2 separate regions of the Homo sapiens genome follow, and region 1 is linked to region 2. Evidence: read pairs that join two places in POLR2A ChIA-PET (ENCODE). Cell type or tissue: PC-9. All regions are shown on one strand. Each heading gives the region's core, and the rest is flanking DNA. Links, peaks and the distances in the headings are about the cores only.

Evidence for each region. Peaks named below come from ENCODE experiments on the same cell type or tissue, not always from the same donor. Only the 100,000 strongest peaks of a DNase experiment are listed, where the experiment ranks them.
Region 1: POLR2A ChIA-PET joins it to region 2 with 11 read pairs; 2 of 35 experiments call an interaction of 5 or more read pairs at or near these places.

What each region holds. Positions count from the first base shown.
Region 1 is chr12:31,482,281-31,498,974 of GRCh38, reverse strand. It overlaps DENND5B (DENN domain containing 5B), which reads left to right. Exons shown (of 21, transcript NM_144973.4): 2 at 3,056-3,165. Among named protein-coding and RNA genes, the nearest start is that of DENND5B-AS1, 99 kb to the left of the region's middle. In PC-9, for the core only: no CTCF peak of the experiment used is centred there; a DNase peak (open chromatin) is centred at 7,044; H3K27ac peaks cover 2,221 bases.
Region 2 is chr12:32,895,464-32,912,157 of GRCh38, reverse strand. PKP2 (plakophilin 2) reads left to right here and starts at 15,381. Exons shown (of 13, transcript NM_001005242.3): 1 at 15,381-15,649. The coding sequence starts at 15,427. RefSeq lists silencers at 14,973-15,072, 15,273-15,382. In PC-9, for the core only: no CTCF peak of the experiment used is centred there; a DNase peak (open chromatin) is centred at 10,277.

The sequences.
Region 1 (16,694 bases), core at 3,212-11,211, 1.4 Mb after region 2:
TTGAGACGGAGCCTTACTCTGTCACCCAGGCTAGAGTGCGGTGGTGTGATCTTGGCTCACTGCAACCCCCACCTCCCGGGTTCAACTGATTCTCCTGCCTCAGTCTCCTGAGTAGCTGGGATTACACGTGCATGCCACCATGCTTGGCTAAGTTTTGTATTTTTAGTAGAGACAGGATTTCAGCACGTTCGCCAGGCTGGTCTCGAACTCCTGACCTCAAGTGATCCACCTGCCTCAGCCTCCCAAAGTGCTAGGATTACAGGCATGAGCCACAGTGCCCGGCCCATTTCTGAATTCTTAACAGTGATATCAGAATTTCTACATAGTTAGTTCTTCCCCTAATATCCTTCCAAATCATATTTGCCAAGACAGCTGTGTATATATAGCAATGATCTTTCCTGTTACCCCTTTTTTAAGCAGTCTAATAAGCAGTGGTGGTGGTGGTTTTGCTTTTCTTTTGTTAGATTTGTTACTGTTTTGTGGCTTTTTTTGTTTTTGTAAAATTATTTCTTTCTGGAGGTGGTTTCCTTCTTGTTGATTCTTTGTGTGTCAAGAAGGTGCAATGTTCCTTAGTTAACAGAACAATTATATTGAGAATGGCACTTTCATGACCTTTCTGATATATCTCCTGTCCCATTAATAACTTGATACATGAATGAAGATAATGTTATTTTAACTATACACAGGCAGGACTGAATTAAAAGGTAAGTGTTGCAAGGAGTTTTATGATAGGTTATGTCTTGTTTCTTCTGCTTCTGCAGTGTTTCATATTTTATTTACATTTGTGGATAATAAAAGCAAGTATTTCTGGTGTTAGAGGGTAGGTGAAGGAGAGGGTTTCTTGATGGCTATCATGAAGTTACGCTGTTGCTGTGTCAGTACACTATCAGCAGCTTAGACTATAACTGGGAGGAATTTTGTTTTTTCTCTAAAGTGAAATGAAAAGTAACCTAAAAAATCAATCTATCTTTCTTTTCTTTTCCTTTCTTTCCTCTCTTTCTTTCCCTTCCCTCCCCTCCCCTCTCCTCCCCGCCCCCTCCCCCTGCCCTTGCCCCTGCCCCTGCCCCTACCCCTCCCCTTGCCCCTCCCTGCCCCCTCCACTGCCCCTCCCCCTCCCCTTGCCCCCCCTGCCCCCTCCCCTTGCCCCTCCCTGCCCCCTCCGCTGCCCCTCCCCATGCCCCTCCCCCTCCACCCTCCCCATGCCGCTCCCCCTTACTTTCCTTTCTTTCGAGATGAGGTTTCACTATGTTGCTGGTCTCAAGTGATCTGCCCACCTCAGCCTCCCAAAGTGCTGGGATTACAGGCATGAGCCACCACATTCTGGCCAAGTAACTTTTTTTTAAATGAAGAAGTGAATAATTTACAATTTCTTAGTGTTCACAGGAAAATCTAGCATCAGCTTAAAAACATCATGGACTCTTCCTGAAATCAGTTCTGAGCCCTGAATCTGTTCTTCAGCCACATTGACTCTCATGGACAGTTTCACATTCCTCTGCTGACTTTTTGATGCTTACATACTCTAGAAGCTTGGTGCAAAAATTGATAAACTCTCCTTAAGGATGTCTGACAATTTCTCTTCTAGAAATGAATGCTCTCAACTCTTAGAAGATGGAAGTATGGAGTAGAAAAATACAGAGATGAAATGTTTGCCTAAATAAGTCAGAGGAATCTAAAGAAAATAATGATCATTAGCCAAGGACTTCAGTTAGAAATAGTAGTTTAGTTGCCTAAGCAAATGTATTTAAATTATGTGTCCTTGTTCAAAAAAATTCCTATGTATTTTATATTGTTGTCTCCAGCAAGATTTTTGAGTGTGACTTTTTCGTCCTTCTGCGATCTGTTTTGCATTCCAAGGTGGTTTTTTTTTTTCATATTTTTACCCAAAATAGAAACTGAGTCTAACTAGAAGTCAAATACAATTCATAAATCAAATTGCTTTGTGATATTTTTAATAGTATAAATACTGGTAAAGTGACATTTATCTTTTGCTGTAACAGCTAGTATTTTGCACTTAATTAGAACTCTAAAAGTAGGAAAACACACAACACAATAAAATTGTTGCAAGATCTTCTAGTTCCTTGATCCCAAATTTTTGACATTGGGAATTTAAGATCCGTCTACCTTAAAATATTTCATGAAACTAAAACATTTAGGGATAATAGGTCTTAAGGGAATTACTCTGGTTGAGGAGGTTAAAAAAACTAATCTGATAGCTATTATTGAATTTTCAATGTTTTACTTTTTAAAAAATTTATTAAAAAAAAAATAGGAAGAAAAGAAACGGGGTCTCACCATGTTGCCCAGGCTGGTTTCAAATTCCTGGGCTCAAGCAATCCTCCTACCTCAGCCTCCCAAAGTTCTGGGATTACAGGCATGAGCTACTGTGCCTGGCCTGAATTTTCTTAGTAATTAAAATGTAGCCTACTTTTATGTTTCCAGAATTTTGCCAGATAATGAATTTAACTTAGGATAGCTCATTTATTTTAAAAGGTTAGTATGTTTAATGTGTTCTGTCTACTAAACAGGATGACTCAGCAATGATGTTTCTAATTCTGTTAATTTTGTTACTGGAGAACCTGGATATGCAATCACATTTCTCAGAGATTTTTGTGGAAACTCAAGCAAAATTGCTTCCTTTGAGCACTGTAGCATGGGGGTCTAAGTGTGTATAAAATTTTAGGATCATAAGACATATGATTAGCTTAATGTAAGACTTTTCTTTTCTGAAGTAAATGTTTTCATATAGTTTATTATTACCACACACTGAAATGTGGACCATAATTAGGTTACAGCAATGATTATATTACCATATTTTGATTTTTAGTATCAGTTGAGTAGCCAGGATTTTAAAATTCAGATTCTGAAGTTTTAAATGCTGCTCTGTTGTTAACAGTTTTTTAGTTGTCCATCGGGATTTTACAATACAGATGGTTAGAGGCAGAAATTGAATCAGATCTCAACATTATCAGTCAGTAGTAGGACTATAAAATAAATAGAAAACTATGACATGCTTTTGGAAAAGTTCTAGATATTAACTATGTATTATTTGTTGTAGGCGAAAATTTTGACCAGAGTCCTTTGAGAAGAACATTCAAATCCAAAGTTCTCGCCCACTATCCTCAGAATATAGAATGGAACCCTTTTGATCAAGATGCGGTGAACATGGTATGTGTTTTTTTTCCCCTCATTTACTCTTTAGCCTTGTTTTCACTTTATTAATATGAAGGTAGTGACTGTATTTTGAATGTCTACCTTATTTCATTTCATTTATTCTTTAAGTGATTTTATAAGAAATGTGAGGCCGGGTGTGGTGGCTCACACCTGTAATCCCAGCACTTTGGGAGGCCGAGGCAGGTGGATCACCTGAGGTCAGTTTAAGACCAGCCTGACCAACATAGTGAAACCCCGTCTCTACTAAAAATACAAAAATTGGCCAGGTGTGGTGGCACATGCCTGTAATCCCAGCTACTCGGGAGGCTGAGGCAGGAGAATCACTTGAACCCAGGAGGCGGAGGTTGTGGTGAGCCGTGATCACGCCACTGCACTCCAGCCTGGGCAACAGAGCGAGACTCTGTCTCAAAAAAAGAAAAAAAAAGAAATGTGATACTCTCCTCATTTTAAAGATCTGGAAGCAGAAGCTCAGAGAAGCAAGTTACTTGCCCAGGGTTTCCATAGTTAATAAGTTTATACAATAGATCCTAAAAGCCCATTTTAGTTTCCTACTATTAAACTGTGTTGTGCATTTGTATTAATATGTAGAAGCTTTGATAAACAGTGATATTACTTTATTGGCCTGAGAGGAGCCTGATGGAAAGAGCCTGATTACAGTTCTCATGTTTCAAGGAATATTGTATGGTAGGCCTATAATTTGTCATTTTTACAGACAGTGTAAAGATGAAAAGCAACTTAATTGCGTTATTTAGGTACAGTAGAAATCTGAATTTGTATTATTGTTACCGGTGGATGGAGTCCAGCTTCTTGGTGTCTGGAACAAAAAATTGGACAAAACATACAAACAAAGCAAGGAAAGAATGAAGCGACAAAAGCAGAGATTTATTAAAAATGAAGGTACAATCCACAGGGTGGGAGCAGGCCCGAGCAAGCAGCTCAAGAGCCCATTATAGAATTTTCTGAGGTTTAAATACCCTCTAGAGGTTTTCCATTGGTTACTTAGTGTACACTCTATGTAAATGAAGTAATGGCCCACGATCAGTCTGTTTGGTTGTGGGAGGATATCAATCAGAAGCTGAAGCAAAGTTACACCCTACACAAACATACAACCAATCAGAGGCTGAAGTGAAGTTACAAAGTTACACTCCTATGCAAATGAAGACTTGGCCCACGACCATCCTGATTGGTTGTGGGAAGGAAACAATCAGAGGTACTTTCAGTTTTTAGTCTGTCATGCAGAAAAAGGGTAGGGGGAAGGTACAAAGGGAGTAGCCACTGGTCCTTTTGCTACTTGGGCATGGAAAGTTGGGGTTTTCCTTTTGATTTAGTTCTAGAAAGTCAGCATGAATCGGCCTTAGGTTCCCTGCCTCCAGACCCTGTTCTCCTGCCTCATAATGAGTTACCAGTGCTGATTAAATGTCTCTTTTATCCCTGCATGATGTTGTGCATCTATAAGCCCAGCTACTCAGGAGGTTGAGGCAGTGTGACTGCTTGAGCCCAGGAGTTTGAGACCAGAATGGGCACCATAGCAAGACCCTGTCTCAAAATAGGTAGGTAGGTAGGTAGGTAGGTAGGTAGGTAGAGGTAGGTAGGTAGGTAGGTGGATGGATGGATGGATGGATAGATAGATAGATAGATAGATAGATAGATAGATAGATAGATAGAAGATAGAGAGATAGTCAACCTTGAGAGGGTCTTAGAAATAAAGTAGGTCATAGTTTTCAGATTATTTAGGAAGGGCTCTTCTTAGAAGCCTGAATAATATTTGAGATGTTCATAAACTCTATGATTATATAATTCAGGGGGCCCCAAAGTAAGGAGGTAGCAGGCATGATAGATATAGAAATGAATTGGGTATATACGTAAGAATGGGAAAAAAATAAAAAAGATACAGAAATGATTAAAGGTGAACTGAGACACAGTGATAGCCATTGCTATTTTTGAGTTGTTTTGTTTGGTTTTTGTTTTTGTTTTTGAGATAGTCTCGCTCTGTCACCCAGGCTGGAGTGCAGTGGCACAATCTTGGCTCACTGCAACCTCCACCTCCTGGGTTCAGGCAATCCTCCTGCCTCAGCCTCCCGAGTAGCTGAGATTACAGGCGCACACCACTATGCCCAGCTAATCTTTTGTATTTTTAGTAGAGACAGGGTTTCACCATATTGGCCAGGCTGGTGTTGAACTCCTGACCTCAAGTGATCTGCCCTCCTTCAGCCTCCCAGAATGCTGGTATTATGAGCACATCCCACCACACCTGGCTCATTTTTGCATTTTTAGTAGAGATGGGGTTTTGCTATGTTGGCCAGGCTGGTCTTGTACTCCTGACCTCTAGTGATCCACCCGCCTCAGCCTCCCAAAGTGCTGGGATTACAGGCGTTAGCCACTGCACCCGGCCTCTTTTTTAGTATTTTAAAGATATTGTTAAAAGACTCCATTATAACCTGATAATCTAACAGAAGGAAATTAATATTCACTAGATGCCTGCTAGAGTACTTTATGTATGTTATTTTCACATACATGTTTACATGTACCCAGTGAGAATTCTTATATTTTCAAAGGTTAAGTAATTTGCCCAAAGTTAGGCAGTAAGACTCAGAAATTAAATCCAGATCATTTTTACTCTCTAGCTCACTTTTTTTCTCAACTGCCTTGCTGCCTTCCCAAAAGAAAAACTGTGTAACTGAGTTTTGATCTACACTGGAAATGTTATGGGTCACACTGGACCCTTTGTGATATTTTTGTATCACAGTAAACTCTTTCCAGCCTGGGCTCGCTCTAGGGAGGGGATAGCATGGTGCTATTTGTAAGGACAAATGCCTAAAGCACTTGGCACTTTGACTTTGATTCCTTACAGAGTACAATGTGGTTATTTTCCTAAACTGTTATACAATACTAAAATAATCAGAGATGCCATTTTGCTGGAAGTTAATATTGTAGATGCCTAGCGTCATCTTTGGTGAAGACTCTACTATAGATATTATGTAGAACACAACTGTTAGTTATCTTTATAAGACTTGGAAGAGTCCAGACAAGCATCTGACTAAAATAGTTGAACAGCAGTGACAAAAAAATAACTTATGAGCTGCTTATGCAGCAAATTAATAGAAAGGCATTTAGGAAAAGAGTGTTTAAATCAAGCAGTGGAAAACTGGATAAGAATATGAATAGATCACAATACTTAATCTTCTTAAATTAGTAAGATATTTCAAAATATAACTTATTCTGTGAGAAATCAGAATGGTATTCAAAGTGAGGTTCTAGCCTAAGCAACATAGGGAGGCCCTGTCTCTACAAATTAAAAAAGAAATAGCTGGGTGTGGTGGCACCATGCCTGTGGTCCCAGCTACTCTGGAGGCTGAGGTGGGAGGATCACTGGGGCCTGGGTACAAGTACGTTCTTACTATATGAATCCACAGTCATTTGGAACAAAATGCCACCCTTCATGTGTTTTCTTTCTTTTAATCATTTGAATGAATTAATAGTGAGATATCCATGATAGCTTTTGCCTCTATCTGCAAAACATTAATCTTTAAAGTAATTATCAGCTTCCTTGATCTTTGATATTTTCTTTACTCCTTGCCCCTGAGGTTATTTTATGTAAGCAGCAAAAGTTTCCCCCTGAAGAATAATCGCAAAGGCTGTGTTTTGATGGTTAAGCACCACATAGCATTTTTTTTATTGCTGCAAATCTAAAAGGATTTGCTTGTACTCCTGGAAAATCTCTGAAAAGCATCCCATTAAAGTAGTTTGCATTCGGGTCACAGATTTACTGCCTTTAATTTCCTCTTTGATTTACTAGTAAGTGCGTTTGTATGAAGCTGTAATTTATTCCCACCTAAAGATATAAAGCTTTGTCTTGCCTTTAGCAAAATTCCACCGCAGTGAGTCATCACCTTCTGTAATATTAGTCATTCCTCTAACAACAGTAGTGCTTTGAATAAAAGGTCATTAATTTCATACATAAATTAAGTACCCAAAGCAGTGAACTTTGTTAAATAAAATGTTTAATGTGTATGAGTACAGTGCAAATAAAATAGAAAATAAATACAAGTGACAGGTGAAATAATTCCTGAATTAGTTTTTTTTCCTCAGTTGCTGATCAGAGATTTTTATGAAAAAAAGTAAATATCACAGAACAGAAAGAACAATACAATAAACAGTCAATGTATGTATTAATCACCTAGAACTAACATATGTCAACATTGACATGTTTGCTTCAGAGCTCTACATTTCCTTTCCTTTCCCTTTCCCTTCCTCCCTTTCTTTGCTTTCTTTTCTTTCTTTCCCTTGTTTCCACAGTCTCACTCTGTCTCCCAGATTGGAGTGCAGTACATTTAATTAAATTAATTAATTTATTTGAGACAGTCTCACTCTGTCACCCTGGCAGTTCAGTGGTGCAATCTTGGCTTACTTACAACCTCTGCCTCCGGTGTTCAAGTGATTCTCATGCTTCAGCCTCTTGAGTAGCTGGGATTATAGTCGCGCACCATCACGCCTGGCTAATTTTTGTATTTATGGTAGAGACGGGGTCTCCCTATGTTGGCCAGGCTGGTCTCAAACTCCTGGCCTCAAGTGATCTGCCCGCCTCGACCTCTGTGAGCCACTGTGCCTGGTCTGCATTTCATTTTAAATGAAATAAAGCATTGCAAACAGAGCTGAAGGTCCCCCACCCCACTTTCACATCTCTTTGAGGTAATCTGCTTATTGGCATCCATGACTATGTAATATTCTAGTTGATAGATCTTATCTTTAAGCCTGTGTTGTACCTAAGAATTCATAGGAAGAAAACATGGTCAATAACTTTTAAGCAAACTGTATGAAAATATAAGGATTCTATTTTTTATGTCTGTCCTAATGAAACATCATAAATATATTTTAGGTAACAAAAGAGTAATAACTATTATAAAGCTCTTACTTTATAATTTGCTGTTAACTTTGATTACAAAGAAGGATATAGTGGAATGAAGAGCAAAGAGTAAACGGTGAAAGGTTGGCTGAAGAAACCTATTCAGATGCTTATCTTGTAAGAGTAAAAGGAAAAAGGGCTATATATACTTTTTGTAGACTTAGCAATTACTTGAATTTGAAATGGATAATCCCAAATTACATTCATAGGTTTGACATTAGAATGAAGATAAGCCCTCATTTTGAGCCAAGTTTAGGTTCAAGCTCACAATAAAATTTTTTTTTTTTCTTGAGACAGGTTCTGACTCTGTCATCCAGACTGGAGTGCACTGGTGCAATCTTGGCTCACTGCAGCCTTGACCTCCCATGCTCTAGCGATCCTCCACCTCAGCCCCCCAAGTAGCTGAGACTACAGGTGTGCACCACCACGCCTGGCTAATTTTTGTACTTTTTGAGGAGACGGGGTTTGGCTATGTTGCTTAGGCTACTCTCGAACTCCTGGACTCAAGCAATCTGCCCACCTCGGCCTCTCAGAGTGCTAGGATTACAGGTGTGATCCACGATGCCTAGCCATATCTCACAGTAAAATTATAGGAATGGGGCTTTCATTGCTGGAGGACCATTGCTGGAAGACCCTTTTGCCCCCGCCACCCCCATCCTCTCGCCCGTTTCCTTAACATTGCAGCTAGAATATTTCACTGGCATCTCAAATGCAACATATCCAAAACTGAATTCATTATTCGTCCCACCAGTCTTTTGTCAGTGAATGGTACAACCATCCACCTACTTGCCAAGTCCAACAATGTACACATCACCCTGAAAGTTCTCACTTACTCACCCTCTCCCATATATAATCAGTTATCTGTCTACTTCTCTCTGTTCCGTATACTCACCTTGGTCCAAACCATCAAGATCTCTTACCTGGACTCCTGCAGTAACCTGTCCATTTCATTCCTCATACTATAGCTTCTGCTTCTGCTGTTCCTTCTCTCTGGAAGGCTCTTCCACCTCTCCTTCACCTAGTGAATTCTTACTATTCCTTCAGACTTCACTGTAAACATTTATATAGAGAAGCTGCTCCTGACCATCACCTTCCACCGTCTTCCCAGCACTCAGGTCACCTTAGGTTCTCTTAGTACCTTGTATACCTTTTTGTAGCACCTATCTCAGTTGCAGTTAACCAATTACTTAGCTAGTAGTCAACTGTGTATCTCGTGCTTAATGTAAGCACCATGAGAACAGGAGCAGTGTCTCTTATTCATTGTTATATCCCTAGCTTTGCGCATAGTAGATGTTCAAATTGTTGAATAAATGAAGTGATACTTGCTTACAATACTTCTCTTCCCTGTCCTTGACTAGGTGTGACCTCCACTGCAAAACCATCTCTTAAGCAGGAGTAGTTACTCTGTCTTTTCTTATGATATCTCGAACAGAGTCCGTAGCAACACTGATCACATTTTTTTGGTAACTGCTGGTTTCTGTGTCTGTCTTTCCTACTAGACTGTGAACTCCCTAAAGGAAAGGATTATTTTTATCTTTGTCTTTTGAGTTACCAAGATCTAATGCAAAACATGGGACAAAATAAGTGTTTATGGAAGGAGGGAGAGAAGAGGGGAGGGAGGGAGGGAGACATTCTGAGAAATGTGTTGTTAGGTGATTTTATTGTGCAAACATCATAGAGTGTATATACACATACACAGACCTAGGTGATATAGCCTACTATACTTCTAAGTTATATGGTATAACGTATTGCTCCAGCCGTTGTCCTATAGGCAGTCCATTGTTGACCAGAGTGTGGTTATACAGTATATGATTGTATTTGCATAATGAGGGAGAGGCCATGGAAGTCATAGAACTACAAGATGTGGAAAAAGGAATTTTAAAATTCTAGCCAAACTGCCTGAAACGGTCTAGAGAAATATAAGAACATTTGCTGACTCAAACTGGGAAAGTTACACACTTGTCATTATAAGCCTGCTTTGGCTAAAGTAATCTGGTTACTAGTAGTAGTCTGATCATCAGTGACACCTCTAATTTTTAGTTGTTTTATTGTGGGATGGTGAGGGGGTATTGTTAGTAGATAGCAAAGTTAAGGGTTAATTAGAAATGTTTAATACCGTGATAAACAAATCTTGATTTATATTTCAGGTTTTCTGAGATTTCTTGTAGTTCCTGACAGTTTAACAATTCTGATGAAACTCAGGTTTTCTGAGAAAGTATCTTGTAGTTCCTGATATAAAACAGTACTGTATATCTTTTAAAAATGGAAAAATAATAGCATTTTGCAGTTCATGTTTCCCGATTAGATATATAGTTCTTACTTTTTTTGATTTGTTGGAAGAGCATTTAGGAAAAATTCTTACATCTGTTGTCTGTAGCATAGAAAGCCATTCTTCACTTTGAGTACAACTTTTGGCAAGCTTTTTCTGTAAATGTTTGAATGTGCGCTCAAGAAAGCTACAAACCCTTAAGGGAATATTTGGCAGCTGTTCAACAGCAGTTGAGCTATGATTTTGTGATTTAGGATGACAGGAACGCCTATCAATTAAATTAAATCTTTATGTTGACTTTGGTGGTCACTATGTTTCTGTATTGCCTACTTGATGGAAAAAGAATTACAAGCTGAAGTCCAGGCACTGTGGCTCACACTGTAATCCCAGCACTTTGGGAAGCTGAGGCGAGTGGATCACTTGAGACCAGAAGTTCAAGACCAGCCTGGCCAACATGGTGAAACCTCGTCTCTACTAAAAGTACAAAAAAAAAAAAAAAATAGCCGGGTATGCACGCCTATAATCGCACACACTTGTAATCCCAGCTACTTGGGAGGCTGAGGCAGGAGAATTGCTTGAACTCAGGAGGTGGAGGTTGCAGTAAGCTGACATCACACCACTGCATACCAGACTGGGCGACAGAGTGAGATTCCGTCTCCAAAAAGACAAAAAAAGAATTACAGACCAGATCAAGAGGTGAACTAAGCCTGGTGCTTTACCCCCAGCTGTTTTTGTTTGTTTTCTTGTTCATTCATTTATTCATTCAACCAATTGTTATATGCCATGCACTGTGCTAAACAAGTTTGAGTTTAGCCTGGAGCAAGAATAATTCAAATTATCCCTTCTACAATCTTTATTGACTACAATAAATGTGTCAAATGAAGTTTTTGGGTTTTTAGGGTTTTTTGTTGTTTTTGTTTGTTTGTTTTTTTGAGACAGTCTCACTCTGTCTTCTAGGCTGGAGTGCAGTGGTGCAGTCTTGGCTCACTGCAACCTCTGCCTCCCGGATTCATGCGATTCTCGTGCCTCAGCCTTCCAGGTAGCTGGGGCTACAGGTGTGTCCCACCACGCCCGGCTAATTTTTTGTATTTTTAGTAGAGGCAGGGTTTCGTCATGTTGCCCAGGCTGGTGGTCTTGAACTCCTGAGCTCAGGCAATCCACCCGTCTCAGCCTCCCGAAGTACTGGGATTATGGGTGTGAGCCACTACACCCAGCCAAATGAGTTTTTATTCATGCTATCAGCAGAGCAACTCATTAACTTGTTATGATGAAATCAGCCTTAATGTGAACGTAGAATTATTAAAAGATTCTGCCATAGCCTTTCCTTATACAGTTATTCCTAAGACTAGGAATAAGTGGCTTTTACCCCCTACCAAATCCAGGTATTCATAGGTTTTACCTAAGTCTATATCTCATTCTATCCAAATATACATAGTAATTTAATATGTAAAAGAATTGAGTAAATCTGCCTTAGTCCTTTCCACATCTCATATTCAATGATATGAAATATGAAGACATTTTCACTGGTGCACTAATGCTGAGCTTCACAGTTTTTTCTTTTTACCCATGTTATCAGTCACCACCTGTTATGGCCCCAAATGGTATATTATTCCATTGCAGTTCCCTTGAATGTTTAAAGTTATTGAAATGAAGTACTAGCCCTTGAGTAGCTGGCAATGTAGAGATCAAACAGAATTATACAATACTAGTAATGTGTATGTTTATATAATGTACATATGTTTACAGTGGTGCAAGACTTTAATTGCTTCTCCACAATAAATACTTTTTAGAGGAGTAACATTTTATGGCATGCAAAAGATGAAGAGAACACTATTTTTTATGGAAAGGTAAAGGAAGACCTCTCTAAGGTAGTATTTATGTAGAGACTTAAGGGAAGTAAGGAAGTATTTTGATTATCTATCGCTGCATGACAATCCATCCGCCTACCAGTTAATGGCTTAAAATAGGGCTTGGCAATTTTTTTCATGAAGAACCAAATAATAAGTAGTTGAGGTATTGTGGGCATACAGTTTCTGCCACAGTCACCCAGCTCTGCTGTTGTAGTGTGAAGGCATCCATAGACAGTGCATAAGTGGATGGTTGTGACTGAATCCCAGTGAAACTATTTACAGATCAGGTGGCAGATTGTATTTGACCTAAGGGTTTTTCTTACTCCATTCCTCCTGCTAAAATAAAATACTTCAGACTGAGTAACTTACAAGGAATAAGAATTTATTTCTCACAGTTCTAGAGGTTGAAAGTACAAGATCAAGGTGTCTGTAGGTTTAGGGTCTAATGATGGCCTAGTCTCTGCTTCTAAGATGGTACTTTGTTATTGTGTACTCCAGAGAGGACAAATGTTGTATCCTCACATGGCAGAAAGCACTAGGGTGCTGCTCCCTTCAACCTTTTATAAGAAGGACGAATCCTTTCATGAGGGCAGAGCCTGCATGACTTAATCACTTCCCAAAAGTCCCCACCTTTTAATACCGTCACCCTGAAGTGATGTTCCAGCATATGAATTTTGGAGGCACACATATATTTAAACCCATAGCAGGGCTGTTGTTTGCTGACCCTTGATTTAAAGCAACAAAATCATTACTTAGCCTACATATCTGCAATGTAGGTAGCTTTTGGTTGGCTGCGCCTGTATTCTACTTGGTGTTAGTTTGGAAGGTTTGAAGTCTGAGGACTGAAATCATCTGAAAGCTCACCCACTCACAGGCCTGTCTCCTGGACCAGGCATATAGCTAGGGCTCCTTCTGTCTCTGTGTGGTCTTTCATTTGGTCTCACCAGTCAGGCAGCTTCAGGCTAGCTAAACTTTTTATATGTTGCCTCAGGGCTCCCAGAGTGTGTTACCAGGTTACCAGAGAGAGAGAGAGAGAGAGAGAGAGGAGATGGAAGCTGTATTGCCTTTTTTAGCCTCTGCTCAAAAGTCACTCTGTCACTTGTCACTGCTGTTGCATTTTACTTGACTAGGCCAGGGGTGGGCATACATGGCCCCCAGGCCAAATCTGTCCAGCTGACTGTTTTTATAAATAAAATTGTGTTGGAACAAAACCATACTTACGTGTTTAAAGGTTGGTACAAAAGTAATTGTGGTTTTGGACAGAATTTTAAATCATAACTAGGCTCAAGCACATCCTTATTAATCAAAATAAGAACCATTACAATCAACACATTTTTGCCAATGAGAAATAAGTTTGTTTATTCCTGTAACGTAAAATATCCGTGCTTTGGGATTTGATGAACTCTTGGAAAGCATTTTCTGCATCCTGCTGGTTGTGGAAGCGTTTTCCCTGCAAAAAATTGTCGAGATGCTTGAAGAAGTGGTCAGTTGGCAAGAGGTCAGGTGAACATGGTGGATGAGGCATGACTGCATAGCCCAATTCGTTAAACTTTTGAAGTATTTGTTGTGTGATGTGCGGTCAGGCATTGTTGTGGAAAAGAATTGGGCCCTTTCTGTTGACCAGTGCCCGCTGCAGGCTTTGCAGTTTTTGATGCATCTCATCGATTTGCTGAGCATACTTCTTGGATGTAATGATTTCGCCAGGATTCAGGAAGCTGTAGTGGATCAAACCAGCAGCAGGCCACCAAACAGTGACCGTGACCTTTTTTTGGTGCAAGTTTGGCTTTGGGAAGTACTTTAGAGCTTCTTCTTGGTTCAGCCACTAAGCTGGTCATCGCCGGTTGTCTAATGAAATCCACTTTTTGTTGCACATGACAATTTGATTGAGAAATGGTTCGTTGTTGCTGTGTAGAATAAGAGAAGACGACACTTGAAAATGATGCTTTTATTTTATTTTGTTTTGTTTTGTTTTGTTTTGTTTGAGATGGAGTCTCACTCTGTTGCCTAGGCTGGAGTTCAGTGGCACAATCTCGGCTCACTGCAACCTCCGCCTCCCAGGTTCAAGCAATTCTCCTGCCCCAGCCTCCTGAGTAGCTGGGTCTACAGGTGCATGCCACCACGCCCTGCTAATTTTTTGTATTTTAGTAGAGACAGGATTTCACCATGTTGCCCAGGCTGGTTTCAAACTGAGCTCAGGCAATCCGCCTGCTTCAGCCTTCCAAAGTGCTAGGATAACAGGCATGAGCCACCGCACCTGGCTCCAAGATGACGATTTTTTAAAATTTCCACTCAGCTCATGAGGCACCCACTTACCGAGTTTTTCCACCTTTCCAATTTGCTTCACATGTCAAACGGCCATAGAATGGTCGACGTTGAGTTCTTCAGCAACTTTTCATGTTGCTGAAGAGGGTCAGCTTCAGTGATTACTCTCAATTGATCATTGTCAACTTCTGATGGCCAGCCACTATGCTTCTCATCTCCAAGGCTGCCATCTCCTTTTCAAAACTTCTTGAACCACCACTGCACTGTGCGTTAGTTAGCAGTCCCTGGGCCAAATGCATTGTCGATGTTGTGGTTGTCTCCACTGCTTTACGACCCATTTTGAACTTGAATAAGAAAATTGCTCGAGGCCGGGTCGGGTAGCTTACACCTGTAATCCCAGCACTTTGGGAGGCCAAGGCGGGCAGATCACTTGAGGTCAGGAGTTTGAGACCAGCCTGGCCAAAAATGGTGAAACCCCGTCTCTACTAAAAACACAAAATTAGCTGGGCATGGTGGTGCAGGCCTGTAGTCCCAGCTACTCGGGAGGCTGAGGCTTGAACCTGGGAGGCGGAGGTTGCAGTGAGCCAAGATTGCGCCACCGCACTCCAGCCTGAGTGACAGAGTGAGACTCTATCTCAAAAAAAAAAAAAAAAAGAAAAGAAAAGAAAACTGCTCTAATTTGCTTTTTTGTCTAACATTTTCAGTCTAAAATCTAAAATAAACAGCAAGTAATAAGTCATTAGCAAAAAAACATAAAGCGAGAAATGCCCATTAAAATGATGGTCCAGGCTCAGTGGCTCAAGCCTGTAATCCCAGCACTTTGAGAGGACGAAGCAGGCGGATCATGAGGTCAGGAGTTTGAGACCAGCCTGGCCAACATAGTGAAACCCATCTCTACTAAAAATACAGAAATTAGCCAGGTGCAGTGGCAGACGCCTGTAATCCCAGCTACTTGGGAGGCTGAGGCAGGAGAATTGCTTGAACTTGCGAGGCAGAGGTTGCAGGGAGCCGAGATCGCGCCACTGCACTCCAGCCTGGGTGACAGAGCAAGACTCCGTCTTGGAAAAAAAAAAAAAAGATGTATACTATAACCACATTTATTTAAAAAGTGTATTCCAATGTCAAATGGCAAATTCCAACAATGCAAAAACCACAGTTACTTTTGCACTCACCTAATACAATGTGGAGTGGAGCAGTTGTGACAAAGACTGTAATGGCCTCCAGAGCCTAAAATACTTATCTGTCTCTTTATAGAAAAAGTTTCCCAGATCCTGGTATAGGCACTCTCAGCAGCCCACCCAGGTTCAAGGAGAGTGAGCTCCACTTCTTAATGGGGAAGTGTCAAGGTTTGGAAGAGTGTGTGAAAGTAGAAATATTATTGGAGCTATATCTGCCACAAGGAATGAGTCATGTGGATACCAAGGGGAAGAAAGCTGCTGGAAAAGGGAAGAGCAGATTTTGATGGGAGCACGCGGGGTGTGTTCATAGAACAGTAACGTGCCATTGTTGCTGGAGCAGAGTGGGTGAGTTAGAGAGTATAAGATGAGGGCAGAGAGGTTGTTGGGGGCTGAGTCATGCAGGGCTTCCCTGCAGGCCATTATAAGGACATCAGCTTTTAGTGAGATAAGAGTCCATTGGAGAATTTTGGCAAGAGTGACAAGATCTAACATATTTTTTAAGGATTGCTTTGGCTCTTATAAGGGAAATAGATTATGGGGGACAAGGGCAGAAACAGGCTGTTACATCCAGACAAGAAAAGAGGGTGACTTAGATTAGAGTGGTAAGCGTAAAGATCAAAACAATTACTTTCTGACTCAGGAGGCTGAGGCGGGAGGATTGCTTTTACCCAGGAGTTTGAGGCTGCAGTAAACTGTGATTGTACCACTGCACTTCATCCTGAGTGATAGAGCAAGACCTCACCTCTAAAAAAGAAAAAAAAAAAGAAGCAACAGCAATTAGTTTCTGCATGTATTTTTGAAGATAGAATTGATAATATTTGCTGATGGATTGGATAATGGGGTAAGTGAGAAAGAGAGGAAGAAGTTAAAGATGACTCCAAGGTTTTTGTCCTGGGCAAATTAGATGGATGGAATTACAGAAAAGACTGATATAAGAAGAAACTGATTTGGAGGAAGAAATCAGAACTTCAGTTTGGGACATGGTAAGTTTGAGTTGCCTATTAGACATCTTGATGGGATTGTCAAGTAGTTACTCAGTTAAGAGTCAGGTTCATGAGATT
Region 2 (16,694 bases), core at 5,316-13,315:
AAAAAAAACAGGACAACAATCAGATTTTCCCCTCTTTATACAGGTCTGCTTACCTTTTGACCTTCTTCACCATGTTGTGATCCAACGTGAAAGCCCTTACCAGAAGCCAGGGCCATGCCTTTGGAGTTCTCAGCTTGCAGAACCATGAGCTAGATAAACCTCTTTTCTTCATGGATTGCCTAGTTTCAGGTATTCTTTTATAGCAACACAAAATGGACTAAGACACATGTTTTCCAAAATTCTAATTTTTTACCTAAAACCTTGAATCTTGCAATTTGTAACAAATATTTGTAGTTGATATCCTTGAATTGACATGCTTAATTCACTAATTTTCAAGAAAATACCTGCCAGTTACCCAAGCCTGAATAACTGTATTGTGTCAGTCATTCTTACAAGTAAAAATTGATATCAAATGAACAAAGGTGCTAGTTTCACTTAGAACTCAAACATTGCACGAATGCTTCTCAAAACAATCCTCACACTTCTAAGTGCAGCAGAAGTAATTCATGTGTAATTCTAAATTCATCATATAGAATATTTTTTAGTTTTGACACGGAGTTTCACTCTTGTTGCCCAGGCTGGAGTGCAATGGCACGATCTCGGCTCACTGTAATCTCTGCCTCCCGGGTTCAAGCGACTCTCCTGCCTCAGCCTCCTGAGTAGCTGAAACTACAGGTGCCCGCCACCATGCCTGGCTAATTTTTGTATGTTCAGTAGAGACAGGGTTTCACCATATTGGCCAGGCTGGTCTGGAACTCCTGACCTCAGGTGATCCACCTGCCTCGGCTTCCCAAAGTGCTGGGATTACAGGTGTGAGCCACCACGCCCGGCCTAGAATTTTTAAAAGGTATGTACTTGAGGGTCAAGGTTTAACAAAATTAATAATTTTTATGGTTCCATCAAGGACAACTCTAAATAAAACTGGTATCTCCTTTTTTACTGCAAGGATATGACAATGAAGAATACAATAACTACTAGTTCATTGCTAGCAATTTTACCCACCATTGCTTTTTATCATCAGGGCAAATGTCAACACAGGGAAAAAGGTAGATAAAGTCTCTGTATTATTATGAAAATAGTTTTACTTTGCAGAACTCTCTGAAAGGGTCTCAGAAATCCCTAAAAGTCTGTGGACCATGATTTTAAAACCATTAATTTAAATTTATAGACTAGCTAGAAAAATGTATACAGGAATATCTTTTTAAGAACAGGACTAGAAATTTGGAATTCCCAAGAAAATCAGTTGAAAAGCTGTCTTCTATCAGTTAATTTACATATATTACATAGATCCACAATTCGTCTGTATTACAAGAGTTGCTTGTGTTAAGACCTATAGGAGACTGAGACTAAGAAGGGAAAAGATGTAGTCTTTTTTTTTTTTTTGAAACTGGGTCCCACTCTGTCACCCAGGCTGCAGTACAATGGTGTTATCATGGTTCACTGAAGCTTCAATGTCCCCGAGGCTGAAACGATCCTCCCTCAGCTGAAGGGATCCTCTCTTCTCAGCCTCCCAAGCAGATGGGACTATAGGGGAACGCCACCATGCCCAGCTAATTTTTTTCTACTTTTTTTAGAGATGTGGTTTCGCCATGTTGCTGAGACTACTCTCAAACTCCTGGGCTCAAGCAATCTGCCTGACTCCCAAAGTGTAAGATTACAGGTGTGAGCCACCACGCCCAGCCTAAAAGAAGCAGTCTTTTTTTTTTTTTTTTTAAGACAGTCTCGCTCTTTTGCCCAGGCTGTAGTGCAGTGGCACCATCTCCACTTGCTGCAACCTCCGCCTCCTGGGTTCAAGCAATTCTCCTCAGCCTCCTGAGTAGCTGGGATTACAGATGCATTCCACCACACCCAGCTAATTTTTGTATTTTTAGTATAGAGACAGGATTTTGTCATGTTGGCCAGACTGGTCTCAAACTCCTGACCTCAGGTGATCCACCTGCCTCAGCCTCCCAAAGTGGTGGGATTACAGGCGTGAGCCCCCACACCTGGCCAAAGAAGCAGTCTTTACCTTCTAAACAACCAAACTTTTCAGGGGTCTTATGAATGGTGCTAAACATCCACCCTATATAACAAGTGCTTTTGCTACCATTCCCTCCTCTGTATCTGGCTGAGGAAACACAGGCTCTAGAGCCCTGAATTCTCTTTTTGATCCCATAATTCCTACACTGTACCTGTGGTCTCTTAGTTTGTCAATCCATCTCCACTTTCTTTTTCTTCCAGCCCATTCCAGAGATGACAAATAGACTGATATCTCAGAATCATACCTCTGAGCACGGTCAGTCCCCCAAAACTTTCTGTGACTCTCCACAGAATTCTGCGGTTTTCTTATAGAGTCCCCAGAGACATTTTTCCCCCTTTAAACAATATCCATACATTACCAAAGTTTGAGAATGTTGTTAAATACAATCCGCAGTCTTAACATTCAAGGCCTTTGGAGTTTGAACCTTAATTAAGTTTATTGCTTCTAAACTACTAATCCTTTTTATCTGTGATTTCCAAAATTGGCTATTCCTTAGAATCACCTTGAAAGCTTTTTGAAGCTACAGATTCCAGACCCCACCCTTCAGAGATTCTGATTTATTTCATCCGCAATGGAGCTCAGAAATCTGTATAATTTTTTAAAGTTTCCTCTTTGATTCTAATATTCAACTGAGTCTGGGAACACTAGCTTGAATTATTCTAGTCACACTGGTTTCCTTGTTAACCTTCCAACTATTACCCTTTTCCACCTCCACACTTCTGCTCTCTCTTACCCTCTACCCACTTGCCACCTAATCAAATCCTACCTACCCTCAAGCCCCTGCTCACTTAACACCCAACCATAGCCTCTACAAATCCTCCGATTACACCAATCTGAAAGCAATCTCTTACTCCTGCGACTTCAGAAATATTATTTATCTTTCCAATTTTGTGACACCCTTTACCACCTCCTTTATTTTTGCCTTGAGTAATTTTTGACATACTATTGTTATTTCACCTTTGACATATTTTGCTTTATGAGGAGACATATTTTGTACCCCTATCTGCAGCGAAAGCCCCTCCAGGGAAAGAATGTGACTTCTCCTCTTGGGATGCCAAGTTCATAGCTATTGTCTTGCATGTTGCTGGCTTAAAGACAATCTGTAGGCTGGGCGTGGTGGCTCACGCCTGTAATCCCAGCACTTTGGGAGGCCGAGACGGGTGGATCACCTGAGGTCAGGAGTTTGAGACCAGCCTGGCCAACATGGTGAAACCCCGTCTGTACTAAAAATACAAAAAAGTAGTCAGGCATTGTGGCACAAACTGTTGTAATCCCAGCTACCAGAGGCTGATGCAGGAGAATTGTTTGAACCCAGGACGTGGAGGTTGCAGTGAACTGAGATGGCGCCATTGGACTCCAGCCTGGGCAACAAGAGCGAAACTCCGTCTCAAAAAAAAGAAAAAAAATCTGTTAACTCTGATGCCACATATATAAAAATTCTAAAATATACAAGATAATATTTAACATTAATATAGTACTTTATGATTTTTTTTGTTTTTGAGACAGAGTCTCACTCCCTCACCCAGGCTGGAGTGTAGTGGCACGAACTTGGCTCACTGCAACCTCTGCCTCCTGGGTTCAAGCAATTCTCCTGTCTCTGCCTCCTGAGTAGCTGGAATTACAGGCCTGCGCCACCACGCCCGGCTAATTTTTGTATTTTTAGTAGAGACAGGGTTTCACGATGTTGGCCAGGCTGGTCTCGAACTCTTGATCTCAGGTGATCCACCTGCCTCAGCCTTCCAAACTGCTGGGATTACAGCTGTGAGCCACCATGCCTGGCCTAATTTTCGTATATTTAGTAGAGACAGGGTTTCGCCATGTTGGCCAGGCTGGTCTCAAACTCCTGACCTTGGGCGATCCACCTGTCTCTGCCTTCCAAAGTGTTAGGATTATAGGTGTGAGACACCACGCCCAGCCCTTTTATGATTTATAAAGAATTTTCATATATGTTATTTCACTTGTTTTATGATTTGTAAATAATTTTCATATCTGTTATTTCACTTGTCACGTTTACCCTATTAAATGTGTACTACGTATTACCCTCCTTTTCAAGGTAGGAAAATAAGGCTTGGAGAAGTCTAACAAACTGACCAAAGTTAAACAAGTAGTAAGGGGCCGAGTAAGGAAAATAATTCAGGTTTCTGTAACTCCAGAGGCTATGTTCTAAACCATCATGCTGTATTTCTTCATACCTCGTGCATGTATTATTCATTTTTAATACCCCAGTTTTTGTTTTCAGTATGTTATATATGCCAACAAACAAAAAAGGGGCATCTTTTCAGGACACTAGGCTGAGCTCTTTAAAAATGTTATGTCATCTCCTTTGATTATCAGGAAGCAAAAACATGACTCTAAAGATTCTAGGGAATGGGACAGGAGGAACCCATGAGGGCAGATGAAGTCAGCCTTACTAAGGAGAGGAAGCATGAACTGGATCTTAAAAGATGGGCAGAAATAAACTATGTAGCCACCAAAATAAAAGGAAATGAGCACCAATAATTTAGGGTATAATAAGAATTTTGGCCTGGCTGCTTTCGAATGTTGATGCTGAAGAGTTCCATACATTGAGATAAAGTCAGCTTGGTAAAGTGAGGCCCAGAAGGAAGGTCTTGGAATGCCATGATAATTAATGCTGTCTTGATCACTTAAGCAATGGAGACTTCAATGGGGTAACTTCCTCACTTAGTACTTTTCCAATAACATCCCTGACATTTTGTTTATGGAGTCAATAATTGCCTTGTTATTCATGACTCAAAAGTTCATTTTTTTCTGCTGAAGTCAACAAAATTGAAATATTCCCAAGGTTAATCAAAATAGCTAGCACATCATTTGAACCATTTTCTTTTTTTTTTTTTTTTTTTTCAGACAGAGTTTCCCTCTTATTGTCCAGGCTGGAGTGCAATGGCTCGATCTCAGCTCACTGCAACCTTCACCTCCCGGGTTCAAGCAATTCTCCTGCCTCAGCCTCCTGAGTAGCTGGGATTACAGGCATGCGCCACCACGCCCAGCTAATTTTGTATTTTTAGTAGAGACAGGGTTTCTCCATGTTGGCCAGGCTGGTCTCGAACTCCCAACCTCATGTGATCCACCCGCCTCGGCCTCCAAAAGTGCTGGGATTACAGGTGTGAGCCACCGCACCCGGACTTATTTGGACGATTTTCACAGAAGCTGTTGCCACAGTCACAACTGCAGAAGAATGTTCTTACATCCTCTTTTGTACCACAAAGTAACCACTGAGATTTCTATTTGACTTTGGCTCTGTAGCAAGAATATCCCTTCAAAAAGTTTCCTGCTACCTAAGCAAGAACACTTCAAGCTTAAAAAGAGTATTACTGAATAGGTTTTAAATTTGAACTAACTTAGTTCAATCCAGTGAAAATATTGGAGAATTTCAGTTGCTGCAGGAAATCTTGGCCTATAAAGATAAAACAAATGACCTTGGGGATTCAGAAGTATGTATTGTTTAGACCTATCCCTGAAACCATAAAATCCAGTTTCCCAAAAGGCCTTTGCCCTTTAGAGAATTGACACAGAAGCCCTAACTAAAGGGCGGTGGTTCTGGGAGATTTGCCAGAACTCAGCACTAAGCTCTGGGTTTCAGGTTCCAGAATCAAAACAGATTGGGGACACAGGTGATTGCTTAAACTTACCTTCACTTAACACTGTTATTCACAGCATTAAGTAAAATAATAATAATGAAATCATATAAATGTCTCAGAATCTCATGTTCATTATAAACCATCTTTCAGAAAAATACAAAAAGGTTTGTCCCCAAATTTAAACTCTATTTAAAAAGTAAGAAGCAGGCCAGGCGTGGTGGCTCACATCTTTAATCCCAGCACTTTGGGAGGCTGAGGTGGGTGGATTACCTGAGGTCAGGAGTTCAAGACCAGCCTGGCCAACATACTGAAACCCCGTTCTCTACAAAAATTCAAAAAGTATCTGGGCATGATGGCAGGTGCCTGTAATCCTAGCTACTCGGGAAGCTAAAGCAGGAGAATCGCTTGAACCCAGGAGGCGGAGGTTGCAGTGAGCCAAGATAGCGCCATTGCACTCCAGCCTGGGTGACAGAGTGAGACTCTGTCTAAAAAATTAAAAAAAAAAAAGGAGAGAAGCGTTAAAATTAAAATATCTTTCTGTTATTATTCATTTAACACATCTTGTAAGCTTACTCCATGTATGGATTCTAAGAATTACAGAAGAATTGGTGAACAAGACACAGTTTCTGCTTGCTTAGATCTTACATTCTACTAGGAAAGATAATACATATGAACACATACACCTCTGCAAACGAGAACATTATCAGTCATGCTAAGTACTTTGCAGAGAGTGACGAGGTGGCTTCTTCAGACTGTTGGCCAGGGAAATTCTTTCTGAGGAAGAGATATTTAAACAAATCTGAATGACAACAAGTGAAGCCCATGGAAATCTGTGGAAAACATATTCCAGGAAGTGGAAAGAATTAATGCACAGGTATATTTCTTCAAGAAATAATAAGGGAATCCCTACCTCTCAGCCTCACTTGGACAACTTTTAAATTAGGATCCTACTGCAGAACAGAAAATAATGGGAAAGCAGTGTAAAATAATGGGATTGGACAAATAAATTGCTGTTATTCTGAAATACAACAGCTATTCTCCAAATGAATAGCACACTTTCCTTCTTACTATTGTAAAGGTATCATGTATTTTTCTCTTATCATTGTAAGTAGGGATACCACAATAAAAGCATACTATTCATCAGTTTTGAAGTTCAATTGTGCATTTAGTATTTTCTATTATTAATGAGTATACTTTGAATAAAATACAAGATGATGACTGTTCAAGCATCAGTGACCTTACTAAGACAGGGAAGAAATTGGAACTCCACTCACTTCTGAACCAGCAGAGGAACAGCAGGGACTGCTTCACGTCTAGTGAAACATGTCATGATTCCTAGATACCCAAGTTTCCTGTGAATAGAGCTTAAGCTCCACTGATATCACAGGCAGAGAGCTATGTAAGAGACAACGTATCTCATCATGAGTAAATAAAGATTGCCTTCCTTTGACTTATTTCTTCCAGCCATCAAAAAGTAATAATAATCCTGACAACCTGTGAGAGATATGCCAACTCTAAAATAAAAAATAATAATAATAGTTACCATTTATTGAGCATTAAGGTGTTAAGATGGTTTGCAAAGACTGCCACAATATCTCCTCCCATCCCTGCATGCATACCCCTTGTAATACAACTTTATCTTTTCTCCCTTAAAAGGTGATGTCTCTTTCCCTGCCCTTTGAATCTGAGCTGGTCATGTGACATGCTTCATTCAGTAGAGTGTGGTCAAAATGAGGCCAGGTGTGGTGGCTCATGCCTGTTAATCCCAGCACTTTGGCAGGCCAAGGCGGGCAGATCACCTCAGGTCAGGAGTTTGAGAACGGCCTGGCCAACATGGTGAAACCCCGTCTCTACGAAAAATACAAAAATTAACCAGACATGGTGGCAGGCATCTATGATCCCAGCTACTTGGGAGGCTGAGGCAGGAGAATCGCTTGAACCCAGGGGGCACAGGTTGCAGTGAGCCAAGATCATGCTATTGCATTCCAGCCTAGGTGACAGAGCAAGACTCCACAGAAAGAAAGGAAGGAAGGAAGGAAGGAAGGAAGGAAGGAAGGAAGGAAGGAAGGAAGGAAGGGAGAGAGAGAGAGGAAGGAAGGAAGGAAGGGAGAGAGAGAGAGGAAGGAAGGAAGGAAGGAAGGAAGGGGAGAAGGAAGGAAGGGAGGGAGGGAAGAAAAGAAAAGAAAAGAAAAAGAAAAAGTAAAGAAGGGAGGGAGGGAAAGAGAGAGCGAGGGAAGGGAGGAAGGGCAGAAGGAAGGAAGGAAAGGCGGGAGGGAGGGAGGGAAGAAAAGAAAAAGAAAAGAAAAGAAGGGAGGGAGGGAAAGAGAGAGCAAGGGAGGGAGGAAGGACAGAAGGAAGGAAGGAAATCTGTCAAAATAACATTTTGCTGGGAATCTAGACTTAAAGAGATCTAGATTGTGTCTGCTCTTGCTGTCTTAGAATACTACTCCTACTCAAGACCACCATGTGGAGAAGCCCAAACTAGCCTACTGGAGGATGAAAGGTCACATGGAAGGAGAGGCTCAGTCCTCGTAGTTGTTCCAGTCACACCAGTTGCAATCCCAGATGTGTGAGTATGGCTGTCTTAGACTATCCAGCCCCAGCCAAGTCACCTGCTGGCCTTAGCCACAAAAGTGAAAAAAGCCCAGGCCTGCAGAACTGGATCAACCACAAAATCATGAAAAAGAGATCATTTTTGTTTTAAGCTCTTAAATGTTGGGAAGGTTTTTTGTTTTATGTGTTTATGTTTTTCTTTTGCAACCATAGATAACTGATACACTAATTATAAACTAGGAGATCTAAGTACCTTATATTTAGTAACTAAGTGAATGTTCTGCCAATCCTAAGATGCCAATCCTAAGACGCCAATACTATTAATGATACCCTATTATAAACAAAAAGCTTGAAGCTCAGTGAATATAAATGACTTGCCTAAGGTCACATAGCAAAGCAACAAATCTAATCCAGCTCTGTCTGGCATCAAGAATATATTTTATCACTCTAGCATGTTATGATGATGTTGCAAATTTGTGAAAGAAAAAAGGGTGTCTGTGTGGGGCAGGGGGGCTTTTAGAATCCAATCCAGATTATTAGTATTACTTTTCTATATGAAATGTAATACTTCAGTTTTTTAATTTCAAGGAAATAATAGTGTGTATGGAAAAAAATGAGACATATTACAAATGCAAATTATTTGAGAATTTATATACCTATATCCATCAATATATACAGATAATATCCAAACAATTCAAAAAATATACATAGTGCAGTATTATTTAAACAATGCATGACAATGAGGTGCTATACTCTCTACAGAGTTATGAAAATCAATCCTACTGAGTTTCTCTGATATTTTCATAAGCTTAGAAATCACTAAACATTGTGTTCCCATAGCCGGCCCTCAAGTCACTTCGGCATATTGTTTCAGGCCAGGCCATGTCCTTCAGGATGTTTCCTTCTGCTCAGCTGCAGCTGGGCCCACAGGCAAACTAATTAATTGAAATACCTATAGGTGAGATAGTACACTCAATTCACTATTCATTTGAGCACCTGCTAGCTATCTCGGTGCTGGGTTCTATGGTAGAGACAAAGGAGTTCTGACCATGGTCCCTATTAAAGCCAAGAACCTATGGTAGGACTTGTCCATGCTGTGCTCACCCTTCAGCATCTCTGAACATCAGGTGAAAGATCTGACAACCATTAATGGGGCAGCTGTGGTCATCCATCCAGAAGGTATTCATTTTAACTAATGTACTGTGCTTCTGCATGCCCATGAGTCACGATTAAAGGGACTGTTTTGAAGCCTCCGTGACTATGAACAAATTTTTCATTGCCAGCCCTCAGGGTTGCCCACCTGATTTCCACCTCCTACACCACATTTGGGGTCTTTCAAAAAGAATAGGTTTCAAACCTACACGCCTACAATATATCCAAAATTGCAGACAAAATGAACATCTGAATGACATATAAACACCTTAACCCCCATTGCTGTTGAAAGTCCCCATCAGAGAGTGGTTTTCAGCATCTTACATGTGAATAGCTTCCTTTTCTAGCCCTGATCCAGTTTCATTACATGTGGTTAATGATAAAACTGCTACCAATTGCCTTGGCAACATATCTGTTTGCTAAAAGAGGGACTAAATTCTGAGGTTTGTTTTAAATTTTCTACCTGCCAGGTCCCTTACACTAATTTAGGAAATATGTTTTTAAAAAGCAATATATATTAATAGCCTAGAGATAGTAGCAGAAAATATTTCACGTAAGTTAGCATTCATGAGAATGTTAGTTTATTATTTTTAAAATATAAATCAAAGAGCTTTGGTGCCATTAATGTTCTTTCCATTAAAATATTCTTTCTGCTCCAACATTTATACTATATTTAGTCTTCTAGTAACTTCCTGAATTTTTTGCATATTAAAATTTCTCATATAGGAATTTATGTATGGTTAAAGAAAATAAAGATTACTCTGTGGAAGCCCTAACTGTAGATTTTAAAACAATAAATGATTATTGCTTGAGGCTATATAGTGTATAAAGCAAATAAAAATGCAAGGTTTAAACTCAAGAATTTCTGAATCTTTACTGTAGGTTCAAAGCAAAAGGAACTGTAGCCTCATAATTTGGTTATCTATTATTTACATTCCAGTTCAACATTCCTGTGGTTTTGCCTTTTTATTTTTCTTTTTACAGATTCTGGTGGTAAATGAAAACCAAAGAAATGGAAGAGTTTTTAAAACTGAACCTAAATACTAAAAGGTGGCAAATCGTAAAACAGCCAAACACCGCAAAAGGATTCAATAAAAGGAAGCATTTTATTCCATGCTTCGCTTTGTTAGCTAGAAGCTACCTTTCACTGTTATCTCAGGGTTTGCTCACAGTTTAGGAAGCTGGGTAGGCAGCTTTCCCAAGAAATGAGAAGAACATGACAGGGCCTGCTCGCTGCTGGAATATAAGCACATCTAGGCTACATTTAGGAGCACAACACTAGAGTCTGCATACATCCTCACCCTGTGGGTGAGGTTCTCACCTCTAAAAAGATCCTTTTTTCTTTTTTCTTTTTTTGAGACGGAGTCTTGCTCTGTCACCCAGGCTGAAGTGCAGTGGTGTGATCTTGGCTCAATGCAACCTCCGCCTCCTGGGTTCAAGTGATTCTCCTGCTTCAGCCTCCCGAGTAGCTGGGATTACAGGCGCCTGCCAGCATGCCCGGCTAATTTTTGTATTTTTAGTAGAGACAGGGTTTTGCCATATTGGCCAGGCTGGTCTCGAACTCCTGACTTCGTGATCTGTCCGCCTCGGCCTCCCAAAGTGCTGAGATTATAAGCGTGAGCCACCGTGCCTGGCAAAAACATCCTTTTAAGTTGTTTTTCTGATTTTCAAAGGTATTGTTCTACTGAATCATTGCATTCTGTGAGTATTCAAAAATTTTAAACCTTATCTTGGTTTAGTTTGTTTTTTATTTATAAGGATGATTGCATAGCTAATTAGCAGACTACCTAGCATATAATGGCATCCATGTGACTTTTTGTTGTTGTTTTGTGGGTTTTTTGAGACAGGGTCTCATTCTGTCACCCAGGCTAGAGTACAGTAGCAATCAGGACTCACTGCAGCCTCAACCTCTCAGGCTTAAGTGATCCTCCCACCTCAGTCTCCCAAGTAGCTGGGACCTCAGGCGTGCATTGCCACCACAAGCAGCTAATTTTTTTTTTTTTTTTTTTTTTTTTTTTTTGTAGAGACAGAGTCTCCCTATGTTGTCCAGGCTGGTCTCAAACTCCTGGGCTCAAGCATCCTCCTGCCTTGGCCTCCCAAAGTGCTGGGACTGCAGGTGTGAGCCACTACACCCAGTCCTAAGTGACTTTTTAAAAGATAAGAGTTACCAACATAATGATTGAAAGCCTAAATCATTATTACTAACAGTTGTTAAGCACTTATTATATGTAAGATACTAAGAGCTTTTACGCATGATTCATTCATTCCATGTATTCCTATTGCCTACCTATTCTAGGTCCTGGAGAACAGCAGTAAGCAAAACAAAATCCCTGCTTTCACAGAGTTTATATTCCAGCAAGGAAACAATCAACAATTAAATAAGTAAAACATAAAGCATGTGTGATTAAAGTAAGTGCTATGGAGAAGAATTAAGTGGAGAAGGGAAAGAGTGACTGTATGTGAAAGGGTCTCATCCAGTAAGTTGACAAAAAAGCAGAGACCTGAAAGAAGTGAGGTGGTCTAAAAGTGGATCTCAGCCTGGGCAACATGGCAAAACCCCGTCTCTACAAAAAAAAATACCAAAAAATTAGCAGGGGGTGGTGGCACTCGCCTGTGGTCTCAGCTACTTGGCGATGGGGGTGAGGGTGCTGAGGTGGGAGGCTTGCTTGGGAGATGCAAGTTGGAGTAAGCAGAGATTGCACTACTGCACTCCGGCCTGGGTGACAGCAAGACCTTTTTTTTTTTTTTTTGGAGACAGAGTTTCACTCTTGTCGTCTAGGCTGAGTGTAATGGTGACATCTTGGCTCACTGCAACCTCTGCCTCCTGGGTTGAAGCGATTCTCCTGACTCAGCCTTCCAAGTAGCTGGGATTACAGGTGTCTGCCACCACGCCCGGCTAATTTTTGTATTTTTAGCAGAGATGGGGTTTCACCACGTTGGCCAGGCTAGTCTCCAACTCCTGACCTCAGGTGATCCTCCTGCCTCAGCCTCCCAAAGTGCTGGGATTACAGACGCGAGCCGCCACACCTGGCCTGAGACCCTTTCACACACACACACACACACACACACACACACACGTAAAATAAAACAGAAAAAAAGAAAAGAGGATCTCTGGCACCACTAAAGAACTTACTTATGTAACCAAATACCAACTGTTCCCCAAAAACTTACGGAAATAAAAAATTTTAAAAAAAAAAAAAGGAAGTGGATGTCTGGGCTGGGTGCAGTGGCTCACGCCTGTAATCCCAGCACTTTGGGAGGCTGAGGTGGGTGGATCACCTGAGGTCAGGAGTTCAAGACCAGCCTGGCCAACATGGCAAAACCTAGTCTTAAAATACAAAAATTACCCAGTGTGGTGGTGCATGCCTGTAGTCCCAGCTACTTGGGAGGCTGAGGCAGGAGAATCACTTGAACCCAGGAGGCAGAGGCTGCAGTGAGCTGAGATCACACCACTGCACTCCCACCTGGGCAACAGAGCGAGGCCCCATCGCAAAAAGAAAAGAAAAGAAAAGGAAGTGGATCTCTGGGGACGCTGAACATATCTAATGTACTACTTATTGTTTAACTTTTATAACAACACTATTGATATGGTTTGACTGTATCCGCACCCAAATCTCATCTTGAATTGTAGTTCCCGTAATCCCCTTGTGTCATGGGAGGGACCCAGTGGGAGGTAATTGACTCATGGGGTGGATGGTTTTATAAGGGACTTCTGCCCCTTTGCTCAGCTTTCATTCTCTCTCCTGCCACCCTGTGAGAAGGTGCCTTCTTGCCATGATTCTAAGTTTCCTGAGGCCTCCCCAGCCTTGAGGAACTGTGAGTCAATTAAACCTCTTTATAAATTACCCAGTCTCATGTAGTTCTTCACAGCAGCGTACAAACAGACTAATACAACTATGTAGTAGATACTTTTATTGCTCCCATTTATAGATAAGAGAATGTACAGAGTTATAAAAATCTAAAAAAACTTGCTTGTGGCCATATACTTACAAGGGGTAAGCTAAGGTTAAAACCTAGATTTTCCTCACTCACAAGCTGTGCTTTTAATCACCTTCCCTCCCCTCAAATCACCTAACAATCCAACAACAAGATTTCTATGTGCCCAATTATTGGTACCTACCCAACAGGATAATCAATTCCAACAACACACTTTAAAAAAATTAATTTGAGAGGAAAAAAGTATCTGAGGTTTGGCTCATTAAAATAAATGAGAAAAATTCCTCTCTAGTCTCCTGGTGAGGAATCTAATTGGAGGCAGAGCTGACATTTTAAGTCATGGCTCTTCAGGTACAAAATAACAAGGAATGCCCCAACTGACCCTGTATGGACAGATACTGAAATTGTCTCTCAAAGCAGCAGATTCTGGTCTGCCAGAAGAGGCCATGAAAAGAGAGAGAGAGAGAGAGAGAGAGAAACAGGAATGTTGCTGGACGTTTCTATCATCACTTACCTTCAGTTCACCCCTCTCTTTTCAATTACATCTCAGCATCATGGTTGGATGTTTCCACCTGGCTACATAAGCAAGCTTTACACAAGGTGTAATTTGCCTAAATAGTGGTCCATTCTATTGGGGTGGGAGCAATTGCTTCCAGGACTCACATCCATATGGCTCCCACTTAGCCATGTGGCCTGCTGACAAAGGGTGGCGGAACTGTCACTACTCTGTTGTCCACGCTTTCAGTCCTTTGGTTTCCTCTTCACTCCCTGGACGCTCATGTAAAAAGGGAGGCCATATACCTGTGCATTGTGTGTCTAAGCATTCAGTGTGTGTCTAAAGGCAGAAGGGTGTGGGTAGGAAAACAAAGACGAGGGAAGCTGCGTTCTCCAAACACTTCAGACTTGAGTAAGTGGGGTTTTGCAGCAATTGAGTGATTTGAGGGAAAGTGAACATACAAACCCAAGCAATCAAAGGGAATATTATCTTAATACCAGGGATACATGTTTTTCTTTCTGCCTCTTAAGTCCAAAGAGGCAAATCAGGACAAGTGGCTTTGGTTGTAAACTTTAAGGTCAAGGATCCTTTCTGTTGAGCTTAGCTCTCAAGTTCTCAGTAGTCAACTGCGGTGAAACATAATTAATAGCACGATAAATACAAGTTGTGGAAGATTCGATTGAAAGTTGGAGGCCCTCTCCGTGGATCTCTCTACAAAGAGCCTGTAATAAAGAGGACTTAATCAACGTTAGCAGGGCTATTTAAAAAGCATCGTCTATTAAAATTCATTTCTTCTCTAGAGCCTCTTGTTGGAGTTTCTCTGTGTGGGTGTGTTCGTAAGAGAGGAATGGGTTAGCAAGAGTACTGGGTACAATTTGTGTATCCAAGAGAAAACAGAAGCTCTCAATGAGGAAGAACATATGTTTCTGGGACTGCATCTGTGCAAAAAGTACATAGTCCTGACGTTGTACTAAGAAAAAAAACACTCTCTTTAGAAAGTCTTTTATTTCACACGTTATCTTCTTGGCACATTTCCCTCATATTGCCCTTTCCGCCTGACCAAATAGCCCTTTCTCACCCTCAGGTCCAGGAAAACCAGGAAACGTTTCCAACAGTGCGACAAAGCCTGACTAACCAGACATACTACTCGCTCGGGGATCCCGGAGGCAAGCCTCAGTCCAAGAACAGGAGTGACTCTCGAGGGCTCACCTGCCTGCAGGGCAGCCCCTCCCTGCATCGAGCGGAAATCCATCCTGTCCAGCGCGGGGCGTGGGCAGAGCGGGGCGCGGCCCCGGCAGGCGGTATCCGCTGGGACTCCGACAACGTGCGCGACCCCAGGCGAACCGCGCCCCTCTCCCCACCTCCCCGCGGGCGGGTACAAGTCTCCAGGTGTCCGCGCGCTCAGCGGGTCCGGCCCGCCCCCGCCCCCGCCCCCGGGCCCGACTGCGCGTGCCCGGCCGGAGCCGCGCCCCCTCCTCAGGGAAGGCCGGGCGTCCGGCCCACGAGGCCGAGCTCCCCCCCGGCCCGGGCCTCTCACCGGCGCGGGGGGCGGGCCAGGGGCGGGGCCGGACTCGAGCGGGGCGGGGCTCGCGCCAGCGCCCCCAGCTCCGTGGCGGCTTCGCCCGCGAGTCCAGAGGCAGGCGAGCAGCTCGGTCGCCCCCACCGGCCCCATGGCAGCCCCCGGCGCCCCAGCTGAGTACGGCTACATCCGGACCGTCCTGGGCCAGCAGATCCTGGGACAACTGGACAGCTCCAGCCTGGCGCTGCCCTCCGAGGCCAAGCTGAAGCTGGCGGGGAGCAGCGGCCGCGGCGGCCAGACAGTCAAGAGCCTGCGGATCCAGGAGCAGGTGCAGCAGACCCTCGCCCGGAAGGGCCGCAGCTCCGTGGGCAACGGTGAGTGGAGCCCGCCGCTCCCCGGCGCCGCCCCCTGCCCCACACCCGGTCACCTCCTCCTATCCCGCCCTCACCCCGCGTGCTGGGAGTGCGGGACCCCGTGTTCTGCCCACCTGTTGCTCGCCGTCTTCGGTATGACCGACTTGCTTGTGGAAAGCACTCTTTTCCATAACCTATTACTCAGCTTTGTCATATAGGTACCTATGTATATTAAATATTGTACATATCTATCAATGTTAACTAACTCACTTCAAGATTTCACCCCTTTCTTTTTCTACTCCGCCGGTCCGCGCCCCTCACTGGTGCGGACTTAATTTGAAGGTTCAGGGAGTCTATAAACACCTTGAGATGCTATGCAGAATTTTTGGTGTGTACGATCTTTTTCTGGGAGAAGGAGCCCTTCAATTTTATTAGATTTGTTAAATAATTAATGACCCCCATAAATATCTTGGGGAAAAAAACCGACAGCACTGGCGCTCCTACAACCTATAAATTGGGATTGTGCTGTCTTATGCAAGTACTTCGGGGCGCTCCACCCTGTGTGGGAGGCGAGTGGTGGATCTAGGGAGTGAAGAAAAGTAGTTAGGAGGCTTTGGTCCAGGGAACAAACACGCCGAGGAGGAGGTAGGGGACTTTGGCCCTGCCGGCAACAGCCGTGCCCGCCTAGCTGCGCTTCCTACCCCCACCAGTGCGGGCGTGATGCAAGTCTGATCCCTCCAAAAAATTAAACCCGAAGGTGAAAGGGGTGTAAGCACACACATGCACACTATGTTCATGATTGATAGACGGGGGAGGTGGAAGGGAAAGAAGATGGCAAGCCACTTGTGAAAATTAGAGATCATGATGTATCCTTTTCTCCCCTGCTGAAGTCAGGTGATGGGATCAACTCAGTGACCCTTGTTTTACTTCTTGTTGCTGTGTATGTGAGTTTGCATTATAAAAGCACTATGTTGGCTTATAGCAAAAAGAAGAGGAAAGAAATTGAGCAATTAAGTTGGAATATCTGTTTCCTGCAACGTTCAGTTGTTTCTGTATGAAGTAACTT